2 separate regions of the Homo sapiens genome follow, and region 1 is linked to region 2. The links are chromatin contacts, found by Hi-C or POLR2A ChIA-PET in ENCODE. All regions are on one chromosome and are shown on one strand. The core of a region is the stretch at or near the end of the contact, and the rest is flanking DNA. Distances in the headings are between cores, read along the strand shown. Region 1 has its middle 62 kb from the start of CD2. Region 2 holds the start of PTGFRN (prostaglandin F2 receptor inhibitor).

What was found. Hi-C counts contacts between places; a loop is a spot of excess contacts on that map. ChIA-PET counts read pairs that join two places held with the same protein, here RNA polymerase II (POLR2A). Pooled maps may share reads with other maps.
Region 1: a pooled map shows a loop between it and region 2 (2.5-fold over the local background). The contact joins the enhancer-like site here to the promoter of PTGFRN in region 2. A Hi-C loop is called at or near these places in 1 of 168 maps with a recorded cell type or tissue (K562) and 7 of 50 pooled maps. POLR2A ChIA-PET finds 5 or more read pairs at or near these places in 2 of 52 experiments (GM12878 and K562).

Annotation. Positions count from the first base shown.
Region 1 is chr1:116,812,807-116,819,386 of GRCh38, reverse strand. No RefSeq gene overlaps it. Among named protein-coding and RNA genes, the nearest start is that of CD2, 62 kb to the right of the region's middle. RefSeq lists an enhancer at 1,446-1,740. Within about 2 kb of position 2,791, at least 3 of the 41 ENCODE cell types and tissues checked have a DNase peak (open chromatin) inside an H3K27ac peak, as active enhancers do.
Region 2 is chr1:116,904,257-116,911,407 of GRCh38, reverse strand. PTGFRN (prostaglandin F2 receptor inhibitor) reads right to left here and starts at 1,492. Exons shown (of 9, transcript NM_020440.4): 1 at 1,156-1,492. The coding sequence starts at 1,204.

The sequences.
Region 1 (6,580 bases), core at 1,542-4,041, 93 kb after region 2:
GTGGGAAACTTGTTTATACTGGCAGACGACTTCTGGCTTATGATCCAGTTTATGCCTCCATCACTCTAGCATTGGGATCCTGACCTTGTGTTCTCCCCAACATCATGGGAAAAACCCAGCCTGGGGCAGCCTGTCCCTGGGTCTCATGAGGCAGGAATGAAGAGTCAGATAGAAAGAAAGGGTTGGGAGAGAGGGAGAGAGCACACGTGCATGGCAATAAGCAGCATGTATAAAGGAATAGGATGTGGGTGACTCTCAGTTCTTGGGCAAACGCCTGAGTGGTTTTTTTAAAGGAAGCGGTGGGAAAGTGGGGAGTCCAGTCTGCTAGGTGGTAGAGAGGACTCTAAGTTCTTATTTCTGGCTACCAGCTTGAGCCATTTGGGTGTGGGTGTAGTGTAGGACTGAAACTTGTATCAAGGGTGTCTGAGACCTGATTTTGATTTTGGTATGAGACAGTTAAACTTGTATTCAAAATGGATGCCGAGATAACCTAAAATGGTAAAAAGTCACTATTTTGCAGCATTTGGAAACCATAATCCCTTGGCAAAAAAACAAAATAATAATTTTATAAAGGAACACACAAAATAGCAGTGACCTTATGTAATAAGACATGACTGGCTTAGTAAGAACTGAGCTTAGACACCACTGGGAAGAGTTAAATGCCATTTTTTTCCCAACGTATCCGTGGGCACTTGGGCCTCCCTTCTGTCTTTGCATCATTAACTTATGTAGTTATGGGATTTATTAAGTAAAGGAGGATCTTCTTTTGGGAAAAGAGAATTAGGATCTTGACTTCTCCCGCCACTTGCCCCACTTTGAAGTTTAAGAACATAAATGTGTGTTGATGGACTGGGGTGGCTCTGATTGAGATCAGAGTGAAGGAGTTAACTATGGTACCTTCAAAAGGAGAGAGTCTGGACCCAGAAGCAACCTACTCCATCCAAGTAGGTCTTAGAGGAAATGAGTACAGTATATGCAAATAGAAAAAAATAGCCCCTTAACTGTGTAAAATGTAGGTGTTGAGGACTGACAGTCCTAAATTGGATTTGTGGTGGTGTGTCTTTTGGCATGTTGCCTACTTCTGTCTAAGTCTCATCTATGAAGAGGACATATAATAATAATATGCATAACTCCTAATATTTAAATGAGGAATAAATATGAAACAATTGATGTAAAGTACTGAGTGCTATATGTAGCACATAATAAATGCTCAACAAATGTTATATATAAAACTACTAATCACACATATATCACTAAAGAGCTGAATCACTTGGGATTTTGGCATTTTCAATATGGGACATTCCTAGATGACTTGAATACTGAGGTCTTTATTATATCTTGGAGGATTCATCTTCATCTGGGAGATCTGGTCAATTCTTGCAGCTGGCAGTGAAAACAAGAGAGTACTAGGAGAGTTAGAGAAAGGTGTCCAGCTGGGCTCCATCTCTGCAGCCCTGCAGAGCTTTGACGTGGTTGTCTAATCACCACCACCAGGTGTGAAATGGTGGAGTGGGAAGCCTAGGAGACCAGCAGGTGGGGCCATCCCAAGAAAGTGTGGGGAGGTCCCCAGATAGCCATGGAGTGCAGCCCCTCTAGTGTTGAGTGAGTTTCTGCTCTCCCAGCAGGGGGCAGCAAGTGACGAGGACAGCCATTTAACTCAGGGGAATCACAGTCACTTGGGAAGAGAAACCCTAGGTAAACAGCAAATTTCTTATTAATTTGTGATGTAGTGATTCAGAGTGATTTCAATATTAAAGTAAATGTGACTGTATTTTGCAGTCACATGCTGGCAGGGCCAGAGCCTGTGGGTAATAATAAACATATTATTGTCAATCAATGTTAACAAAAGACTTGGGCAAATCACAGCAGAATGAATGCAGATTGCAAAATAAACACATGAAAGTATTTCAGCCTCACCAGTACAAAAAATGTAAATTTAAACAAGGTAGCATTTTTAATCTGCCAAACTATCAAAACATTTTTAAAAATAATAACTTCTGACTAGTTTCGAAAAAATTTTATGCTTTGGATCCTGTTTGTACATCATCTTATTTAGTCCTAATAGTAGTAAGGACCAATCTCATTTTATGACTGAAGAAACAATCTCCAAGAACTTGAATGATATAAAGATGTCAATTTGAGGCCGGGCACGGTGGCTCACGCCTGTAATCCCAGCACTTTGGGAGGCCGAGGCGGATCCGCCTGAGGTTGGGAGTTTGAGACCAGCCTGGCCAGCATGGTGAAACCCCGTCTCTACTAAAGAAAAAAAAAAAAAAAGAAATTAGCCGGGCGTGGTGGCGGGCGCCTGTAATCCCAGCTACTCGGGAAGCTGAGGCGGGAGAATCGCTTGAACCTGGGAGGAGGAGGTTGCAGTGAGCTGAGATCTCGCCATTGCACTCCAGCCTGGGCAACAGGGCGAGACTCCGTCTCAAAAAAAAGATGTCAATTTGAATATACATGTTAACCTCTTCTTTATCCTGAGAAGCTACTGAAATGATAAATAATTATTTGTTGTTGAAGGCTGTCTTGTGTATCGCAGGACGCTTAGCAGCATCACTGGGCTTTACCCACTAGACACCAGTAGCAACCCCAACTCAGTTGTGGTAACCGAAAATTATCTGCAGTATGCCAGATGTTCCCTGGGGGACAAATTCACCATGAGTTGAGAATCACTGGGATATGGGCTATCTGAGAGTGAGAAATTTCAACAGAATTCTTGCAAACTGGTGTTTGAAAGAGTAGGCTGGAAGAAACCACAGCTTGATGTGCCCACAGAGCCACCGTAGGGTGCAGACAGGATGACAGCTGGCTGGCCCGCAGCACCTCAAGGCTCAGAAACTTCCGGCACCAAAAGGCAGAGTCAGAGAATTAAAAATTAGATTAATTAGAATTCTGTTTAGATAATAATTTGATTCCTGGTCCATCTTAAAACATGAGTATGAAGAACTTTGGCAGGAAGATCTTTAGGAAAATGGGAGACTTAAAAGAATACTTGATGTAATGGTGCCAAATGTGAACTATAAGGAGAACAATGCAAGAAGAAAAGCACAATTAAAAATGCCAGCCTAAAGAAAAAGAGACAGAGAAGTCAATGCATAATATTAATATACAACGTGTTGAATAATATTTGTGCAGTTACAACAATTATTATTTTGTTAATTATAACATAACAAATATATTAATGGTAATTATAACAAGATATTATTGTTATATTACTTAATAATTGTAGATTTATTATTGCTTTGCTTAAACACAGCGATATAAGTTTATTGGGAGGATGTGAGAAGAAAAGAGTGAGGAAGTGTGGAGTTGATGTAAATTAGCTAAGTCCTAATCTTTTGCAGCAGTAAATGAATAGATAATGTCTAAAATTTTGAAATTATGAAATAAACATATTATTGTAAATACCTAAAATAATCTAAAAACATTAAGAGTAGTGGCATCTGGGCTGTGAACAGGAGGGCAGAGCACGGTAGGCCAGGGGACTGGTGTCTTTTATTATGTCTTTTGAGAATACTGATTTTTAAAATAATCTATGTTATTTTGATAAAAAATTTATAATATCTAGAGCTGTTGAAACTGTAATGAGAGGAACACTCTCATTTGTTGCTAGTAGAAAAGAGTGTCTTGAAAGAACTTTTCTGAAAAATAGTGTAACAGCTTCTATCAAGAGCCTTAAAATATTCATAGCCTCCAGGAATGCATCCTTAGGAAAAAACTAGAAATGTGGGCCAAAACTTATATAAAAAGCTGAATATCATGTTATTTGTAACAGCAAAAAGTTGGAAACAACTTAAATATCCAGCAGTTGGGGAGTGGCCAAATGAATGGGTAGCTATACACCTTTAAATATGTGTACGAAGAACTTTATGTGGAGACAGGCTTACAAAATGAGAAGTAGAAAAAAAGCAGGGTATACAACTGCTTCAAAGTCCTTAACTGTGTTAAAACACGGATGTGCAGAAATAGAACTAGAAGGGAATGTACTACCATGTTAACACTGGCTATCTCTGGGATTTGGGTAAATTTTATTTTCTTCTCATTTTTTTCTCAGTTTTCTAATTTTTCATCAGTCAGTATGTATTAATTTTATAAGCAGAAAGAACATTAATGTTACTATTTTAAAAGAAAAAGTAATAATCTTGAGTACAAAATATTTTGCCACAAAACAAAACCTGTCGCTGTGTGGCCAAGGCCTGGAGGGTGAGGGGGGAAGGTTGCTGTTACCTTTTTCAGGCCTTCCTGGAACCCATAAAGGTTGATTTCCCACTTTACAGTCAGCTAGAGACTAGGACTGGAACAAAAGACTAATGGAGGGTTTCACTTTGCATAATTAGTTTAGTTCATCAAGGCCTTGGAACATGCATTCATTTTCACCCCCAGTCTAATGGAGGCAGTGACGTTTGTTGTCATTTTCATGTGTCTGAATCTGTGGAGCTGGAATTCTGAGACTCTTTCCTTAAGTTTCAGGTAGCAAAACAACAGATGACTGATGATGCTTTCTTTTATAGTGGTTTTGGCCAATAAGCGAGACTTAACAAGATATGGATAAAAAACTACAAATAAGACATTATTATTTGAGAGTCATTTTTGGGGGTTCTTTTCCTAATAAAATGTACTTTTTCACCAAAATGCCAAATCAAAAGATTCTATCACTTATTAATAGTACAAAATGGAACAGTGGTTCTTAGACTTCAGAGTTGTTAATCATCTGAGAAATGTGTTTAAGATGCAGAGTACTTAGCCCAATCCCCAAAGACTCTGATGCATACAGTCTAGGGTAAGCTCATGTTTTTGCATTTTCAACAAATACCATAAGTTGATTTTGATGCTTGTGTTTCTTGGACCAATCTTTGATAGTTATAGAGTAAGATTTGAAGAAGTCTGTACCCATGGAAGTAAATTAAATACCTTCCAAACTAAAAATGATTTGTTATTAATCACGGCTTAATCGAACTAGTTTTCTTTAATTTATGAATAAATACTTAAACTTTCAGTAAAAGATTGGTAGGTTAAACATGGGGAATTTAAGGAATAGTTATCTTTATCCCATCTGGAACTCCAATAAAATGACAATTTTTGTAAAAGTCATAAATCCACAAGAACAAAGAAAACATGAGAAAAGATGACCCTAGAAAAAGGATGTCAACAAAAGCTTGGAAGTCTTAAAGCGGGTAGACAAATGCTGAATGATATAGCAGCATGGAGGAAACTCCATGTGCAATAGGGGAAGCTATAATGGGAAGCCAATTTGCTCAAGTGAGCCTCATAGAGACTCACAGATTAGAGGCACCAGAAACTTAGGGATAAGAGGTGGAGATAAAAAGAGGAGCATCGATTCACAGTCCGTGTAAGCAGCAAACAGACCCCAGGTCCCTTCCTTCACCCCACTAGGAAACAAAAACTTATGCTTAAGAAATTGACAAAGAGACTCCAAACTCAGAGATAACAGGCCAAGGAAGGGTGAATGTGCCAGTTATCTGTTTATACTGGAGCTGGATCCTGTGAGGATTTTTCCCTTGCTGATTGGTTCAATGTTGGGCTTTGTTAATAGAATGTGTTTGATATAGTACAAAGGTTTGAAAATGGGGACCGAGTGAAAAAGTTTATATTTAAAGGTGACATCCAGTCTCCTTCCTTTCTCAATTCGCAGAACATTCGCTTCCAGAATTATATCTCCCAGGCAGAAGGATTCCTCTATGGAGAAACCAAGAGAAAAGACCTGACACTTTGAGGCTCCCCAGCAAAATGGCCAGGCTCCTACCTTATAGCACTGCAGTGAAGCCCATTGGATAGCAAGCTCCACCTGTGCACACAATCAGCTCTTTAGTTCCTTGTTGATAAATGTAAATGGATAACTAAGAATCACAAGGGATCTGAGGAAAGTGTTCGCCATGAAAGACAATTTTAGTAACAAAATTTTAGTAACAGAGAAGTGGAGCAGGGTGAATACCCTGGGCTTAGTATCATGTGAGACGTCAGAAGATGTTACATCCGTAAGACGAAACCAGAAAAATATAAAATAAACATTCAAAAAATTAAAAAATACTATGGGAAATGTAAAAATATCATGAAATAAAAATTCAGCAGAATATTGGAAAATGTTGAAGAAATCTTCAGAAAGTAACCAAAAAGATCAAGATATGAAAAAAAGCAGAAAAAATGCAAAACTTAGAGAATCAATGCAAGAAGTAAAACATTATACTAGTAGGCATTTTAGAAAAAGTTAACAGATAAAATGGAATAATAAATTTTTCAAGAAAGTAATACAAGAAAATCTTGACCTGAAAGATCTGAGTCTCCCAATTGAAAAGGACTTTCTGAGTTCCCAGAACTATAACACCAAGGCACATCATTGTGAAATTTTATAGTTGGAAAAAGAGAAGATCCTAAAATCAGAAATCCTATAGGCTAACAAGCAGCAAGCTCAGAATCTAGAGTAAAGTGGAGGAATGTCTTCACAATTCTAAGGAGAAATGATTGGCAAACTGGAATCGTATACCCAGCCAAACTGTCAATCAAGTGTAAGGGTAGTAGCATAAACACATTCCTAGATATGCAAGTCTCAAACATTTCACTC
Region 2 (7,151 bases), core at 243-2,742:
AGCTATAGAAGGCCTCCTCTGGAACCCTCTGACCATAAGTGCAGAGTAATCATTTGCCCTGTGTGCAGCTGGGACCTGAATGGCACGGACACCGCACATCATGCGCTCTGTGAAAGACTCAGAGCCGCCTTCTCTAGGGGCTTGGAAGAGAACCCCAGGCCAGGTCACAGGAATCATCTTGTCCTGGTTGACACTGACAACAAGGATCCAAGAATATCAAAACATTTAAGAGTCGGCCCTGGGGTACCATGGTGGGCACTTAATAAACATATTTCCGTGGCTGGCTAGGATCACCATGTGGATCTACGTGAAGATGGTGTCTGTGTATGGAGTGAATGGAAAATGGAGAGGGAAAAAACCCACAAAAGATTCCTTGGGTGGGGGGAGGGCGCTGGGCCAAAACCTCACGGGGCACCCAGGGTTTCCGGAGGGTGGAAGACGAGGGGATAGTAAGGGAGGGAAAGTAACAGGTAGAAAAAGTTGGAGAAGCCAGGCTTTTAGGTCTTTGTGTATAAATACGCAGCTAGGCAGCTTCAAGAAAAGCTAAAAGAAAAGACTGAGGCAGAAGATCTAGCCACGACGAAAATGACGGCAGGACTCGCCCGCCGATTTCCATTGTAACGCTCCGGGCCACCCTGTGACCTTCGTGGAAGGAAGTTGGAGGATTCTCTCGCTTCCCTGGAAAGGCAACTCCGCGCGGGTTGGGTGAAGAGCGACCCGGCCGGCGGCGGCTATGGCGGGGCATATCAAAGGCTCACATTTCCGCTCTCGAGCCGAGGACCCGGGCCGGGACCGCAGCACCTTCCGGGCCGGGAGTTCAAGGTGAGCCGGGCTCCCGGCGGCCAACAGGTAGGGAGACCTGGGGGAAAGACGGCCCCGGGCCACTCCCCCCGGCACATGTTGGGGGCGAGGCTCGGCCTGGCGGAGCGGCCACTTGCACCCCGCGCGCGGGGCCCGAGCGGATTCGCGCCAGGCTCCGGGCGGCCCCGCGGCCGCTCCCCGCCGGGCCGAACAACCCGCGCACCCCGGCCGGGTTTCCCGGGAGCAGCCCGGGCACCCTCGGCGCCCCAGGCCGCGCGCTGCAGCCGCGCCCCGCCGAGCCCTCCAGGGCCTCGCCAGTCCCCGTGTGCCCCGCTGAGCCCCGCGCACACTCACCCAACGACAGGAGCGCCAGCAGCAGCGGCCTCGAGGCCAGGCGCCCCATGCTCGCCCGGCGGGAGCGACTCTCCCCCTCCTCCTCCTTCCCCGCCGCCTCTCCTCCTCCTCCTCTTCCAGCTCCGGCTGCTCCAGAGTCGGCGCTCCTCCGCCTGGGCCGCGCGCCTGCTCCGCTCTCCTCGCGAGCCGATAAATCCCAGCGCTGGGGCGTACGTGCGCCCCTGGCTCCGCTCGCTCCCTCCCGCCTCCTTCCCTCCCTCCTCCAGCCGGCCGGGCCCGGGAGCCGGCCCCGCCGATCCGAGTGTGCAGCCCCGACCGCTTCCCGAAAGCAGAAGGGAAGAACCGCAGCGCCCGCCCGCGCCTCCCATCCGGCGCTTTGCCAGCAACAAACACAAACTTTCCCAAGCCCCTCCCCGCTCCAGGTAACGGAGGAAGAGCCGGGGCCACCCGCTTAAAGGCGAGGAGGCGTCGGAGCCCACCCTGCCATCCCCTCTGGGCCCCCACCCCACGAGAAACTTTCCTCCGACCTTTAAAAGTTGGCCTGGGAAAGACTCGTCTGGAAATCCCATCGCTTTAGCCCTATCCCGGGACACCCCGCGTTCCATCACGCTGGAGTCACCCACGCGTGTCTAGTCTATCCTCAGCCAACTCCCCGCTCGTTCGGCCTCTCGTCCTGAGCTAAACACCCCACCAACCAGCCGCTTGGCCTATGCCAAAAATTATGCAGATAGGAGCGAAGGAGCTGAAAGGACTTTTAAAGGCCACGGATTCCAACCTCTACCATACAGAGGCCTTAAGTGTTTCGGTGAGGTGCCCAAGGATTCACAGGGAAGGGGCAAAATCAGAACCCCGCTCTCCTGACTCTGCCCACTCCCCGGTGGCTAGGGTGGGCCTGTCTCCTTCCTTACCCAGCTCCCTCCCTCTCCTCGGCGCCTGTGGCACTGATTAGAACAGCACCCCACAAAGACACCCATTTAAAAAACAAACAAAACCCAAGTGTATTAATAGCTATAGTACTTCATATAGAATGTACTCTTAAGACTTAATATTTATTGCTCTAAGTGGACACCACTGATTGCCAATAAAGACTCATTTTTCCCCCTACAATAGAGTTTTGTGCTTTTGATTTGAATACAAAAGGCCCGACTTGGTTGGGAGAAATGGAGCATTCCTTGCTTGAAACTTAGCAAGCATGATTCAAACACGCAAGGAGCAGCACTGGTGCCCACTGCCCGTCACTGGGCTTTCATTCACATGCAAAACGGATCGCAGATGCTTATGCGGAAACTGCCCACACTGGGGAAGAACACTGCTTTTACTCTCATGCATCCGTCTTTCAACCAACAAATGTTTCTTATTTCCCCACTATCAAATGTGTGATTAGCCAGGTATCTTTGGAAAGAGACTTAAAAATTCATTCCTGGTGGTGCAACGTTATTGTACTTAATGCCACTGAATGGTACACTTAGAAATGTTTAAAATTGCCAGGCCTGGTAACTGGTACTTGTAATGCTAGCTACTCAGAAGGCTGAGGTTGGGGGGGCAGGGGGAGGCGGGGGGCAGGGATGGTGTTGCTTGAGGCCAGGAGTTTTTATTTGTTTTGTCTTCTTTCTTTCTTTCATTTTTGAGACAGGGTCTCAAAATGAGGATCTGTCACCCAGGCCGGAGTGCAGTGGTGCGATCAGGGATCACTGCTGCCTTGACCTCCCAGGCTCAAGCAATCCTCCCACCTCCACCTCTCAAGTAGCTGGAACCACAGATGTGTGCCACCACACTCTCGCTAATTGTTTTTATTTTTTGTAGACACTGGAGTCTCCCTATGTTGGCCAGGCGGGTCTCGAGCTCCTGGGCTCAAGCGATTCTCCCGCCTCGGCCTCCCCAAAGACTGGGATTACAGGTCTGAGCCACTGGGCTGGCACTTTTTCTTCTTTTTCTTTTTTCTTTCTTTTTTTTTTTTATTTGAGGCTAGAAGTTTGAGACCACTCGGGCAACATTGTGAGACACCGTCTCTAAAAAAAAATTTTTAAGGTTAAAATGGTAAATTTTGTGCTATGTACATTTTACACAATAATTTTTTTAAAATTTATTTCTGCCGCCAAGCCTTTCCTGGTTCTGTTCATACACACTGTAATTCCTTTCTCTTCCCCATCCCAATTCTTCCCTAGAATCTCGCAGGGAAGTTTCCCAATTTCATTCAATCAACCTTGAATTCAAGCCTAATGTTAGGCCTTGGAAGGTAGTGGAGCTTCAGAGAAATGTGAGGCCTGGCACCTTCAGAAGCTCAGATTTCAGCTCATCCTCCATCTTTCCTTTTCTTAACCACCCAGAACGCTTAATGTTTGAACCACACATTGTGGCACTTGGTCACATTCAGTTTAGCAAAATGTATACACTACCCCCATCTCTGTCTAATAATGCATGGGCCTAAGAGGCTGTCACATTTTCACCTTGTATCCCACCTTATGGCAGAGTAGATGTTTTAAAAATTCTTTTGTTTAATAAACAATGTGTGTCAGGGACTGTGCCTAGCACATGGTAGGTCCCAATGTATATTTATAGAGTGAATTAATGGCAGACACTGGGCTAGATCCTGGGGGTACAGGGATGAAGCAGACAGTTCTTGCCCTTGAGGAGTCGACATTTTGTGCATTGTGATTGCATATGCAAGGTAGAGTTGTGACACCACAAGGGAGCGGCCAGTCCAGGAGGAGGCTGTCAGAGAAAGCTTCACAGAGGGGATGACTATGCAACGAGTCTTGAAAAATTGGTAGGTCTTTAGCTGTGGAGTGTAAGGATAAGCTTACAATAGATGTTGTGTATTTAATATGATAGAGATTCTTCTCACCTCACCCACCCCCAGGTATTATTAAATTAATGGTGTATCTTACAATCATGGAAATAACAGTGGTTAACCATTGAAATGATGAGAATAAATAAAATTGTCTAGGTAAGGCAGGTAGAATGAGGACTGAAGTGGGTAGCCTGCTGGTGGCTGGCAGTTAAATGTCATGGGAGTTAACCAAAGAGCCACTTTTGTAGCAAAAAATAAGCATAAATTAATAAGTCTAGACTGTTGGTTATAACCACCACACCCTTTGCACCTTCCTGACTACCAATGGATAAAGGAAGAAACACAGCAGACTGGCACAATTTGTTAATTCATGACTCTGGAATCTGATGATGCTTTTACTATGAAAGATATTTATTTACCAGAGTGAGTAACCTTCTATACAGGTAAGGCTTTTGCCCCAACCAGTTGTTCTCCTATCTTAGTCTATAGGCTTGCCTGGGGCAGGAAGACTCACTCTCCAGCAATTCTAATTGATTCACGCCCACCCCCAAGGAGAGTACCGACATGGGTTTCTTTTCTCCAATCATAGTGCCCCCAAGGGGCACTGGTCACAGCAGTCCGACATTATGGTCTTTTGGTCACACATGTCTTTCTGCAGGTGATACCCCTAAAACCTCACAAGAGTCCTCATACTGTTACGCCAAACAAGTTTTCCCTGCTGAGATCAGGCAAAAACATCATCATGTTATTTAACTTTGTGAATGAAAATGTTAAAAGGTTCCCAGTGAATGAAATTGCTGATTGTTCTAAGACTCACCTAGACTTGGAGTTGTTGGCCCTGCCACCTCTGGCAGCCTGTACACGCACACAGTCTCCAAATGACCCTGACCCCTACCTACTTCAGCAGGGGCTCAGGGGAAGGAGTATATTCCATGGCACCGTTTCATTCCACTAATCATTTTCACTCACAGTCTTCCTTGTTCTGTGTCCAGATGTATATTTTCCCAGTTAAAGTTAAACAGAGATTACTAAACAAAAAGAAATTTAGGATTATATTATAGAATTAGAAAATGAAATTAAAAGTTAGAAAGGGAGGGGTGGGAAGAGGAGGCCTTTATTTCCCCACGAGTGAGAGTCCTGCAATACTGGTGAGATTAGTGGGGAAGCTGTAGAATGCTCATGTGACAAGTTTGAAAACAGCAAGGGACCTCATCTGTTTGGTATGGGCTAAGCAGGGTCCTGCCTGAGGGCTGGTCCTGCTCGTCACCACCCAACTATCAATTCTCCCCATCTTTTCTTCAGCCCTAAAAGACTGAAGTGGGACATGGTGGAGAAAGTGTTCTTAAATGACTTAGAACTGTTCCAGATTCCACCTCCACCAGGCCAAAAGTGCCTCCCTGGGAAGCTACCCCACATAGCATCACGCCTGCAGGAACACTGGGGTGGAGAAGTGTGAGGAGAAAATAAGGAATTGGATGGAGGTGAGCCTTTGGCAATAAAAGCTCTCCCCAAGACTGAGGCTATTTCCTATGTTACGAGCAGACAGGGCCCTTGCCCTGGAGGGGCTTATCATCTAATTTAATGCATGAAAAACCTGGAATACAGTGAAGGACGGGGAGGAGATGGAAACCACAAGAGCAAAGGAATTGAAAGAAAGGTAAATGGATAAGAGAGACACAAGCCATTATGTGTTGTATTCTGCAAATATGCCATCATCTGGGCTGAAAGTATCTCTTAAATGAATGGAGACAGCAGTCCCTTGTGCAAAAGAGGGGCTAACACATTAGAAATAGTTGCAGGCACTATGGATGTTGGAGTAAGTTCTTTACCTAAGGTCATGGCTGCCAAGTAGGATGGTGCCCAAGGGTGCCCCATCGAGCCAACATTGTGCCCTGTCTCTGACCTGCTATGCCCAGGAGAGGCCTTTATCCCCTCACAGGAAGGGAGTTTATCCCAGTCTTCACACATAAATTGGGAGGGGGAGGGAGGGAGACGAGGATGAAGATGTCCTCTTCCTTTCACCATTTCCCCACTTGCCTTTCTCACCCCACGTGAGCTGCACTTCTGTGTTCAACTAGAATATTATCTTAAGTTCTAAGCATTATATTTTAAAAACAACATTTACAAACTAAAATGCATCCAGAGTAGGGAGGGTTGCTAGCCAAAATACAGAATGCCCAGTAAAATTGGAATTTCAGATAAATAAGCAATATATTTTTAGTATAAGTATGTCCCAAATATTACACAGAGCATACTTAACACTAAAAATGTATTCATTGTTTATCTGAAACTCAAATTCAACTGGGCATTCTATATTTTTATCTGTGAAATCAGGCAACCCTCATCAGGAGAAGAGTTACCTTATATGGAAAGAGGTTCTTCTGGAAGACTTGGAGAAGACAACAGGGAGCTCTGAGGAGTTGTCTTCAGTTGTTTTTGAAGTGTTGCACTTTAAGGGAGGAGTAGACTTTGATTCGAAGTCTTACTCTGAGTCACTGTGTAAAAATTGCTAAGAGAAAAAATTGGCCTAGTTTGTGATAACCACTTAGCTCAATGATGAGGAGAGTTAAATTATACAGTGGTATCCTCTCCTCTCGAGGTAAAATGTTTACCTCCAAGGCATTAAGGCCCCTCTAAGGGGACATTAGGTGGAGCCATGGACAAACTGACCTTGGAGGAAATCCTTTCCAATCTCAAGATTTCGAGATTTACCTAAATCCAGCCAATTCTCTTTTCTAGTCCATCTTCCAAAGTTCAGTCTTTGTCCTTGCTGCACTTCTCTTTCTCTAACTTAGGGCTGAGCCATAGGTGTGCTCTGCAGCACTAGAGAACAGAGAAACTCATAGACAGATGACATGGCTTTATTATGAAAAACTGGGATTACAACTCCTGCTCCCTGTGTACTCTCCACTGGAGAGGACTCACAGATCGATTGTTCTAAAACGGAGCCATCATTTTGGTAGACATGGCTCCATTTTTTATCTACTTTATAACTCATAATCCCCTTCAGCCAGTCACTTGTTGCCCAGATACATTTTGCAACATTTTGCAACTTTGTCTATCTTGGGGGATGTACATGGAATGGCATTTTGCACAGTCAGCCATGTCATGGGTTCTTTAATGAATGGTTGTTCATCCACCTGCAGCAGAAGCAGGTTTGTTGCACCTGCTTTAATATTTTTTCCAGCTTAAAATTATTGTATCC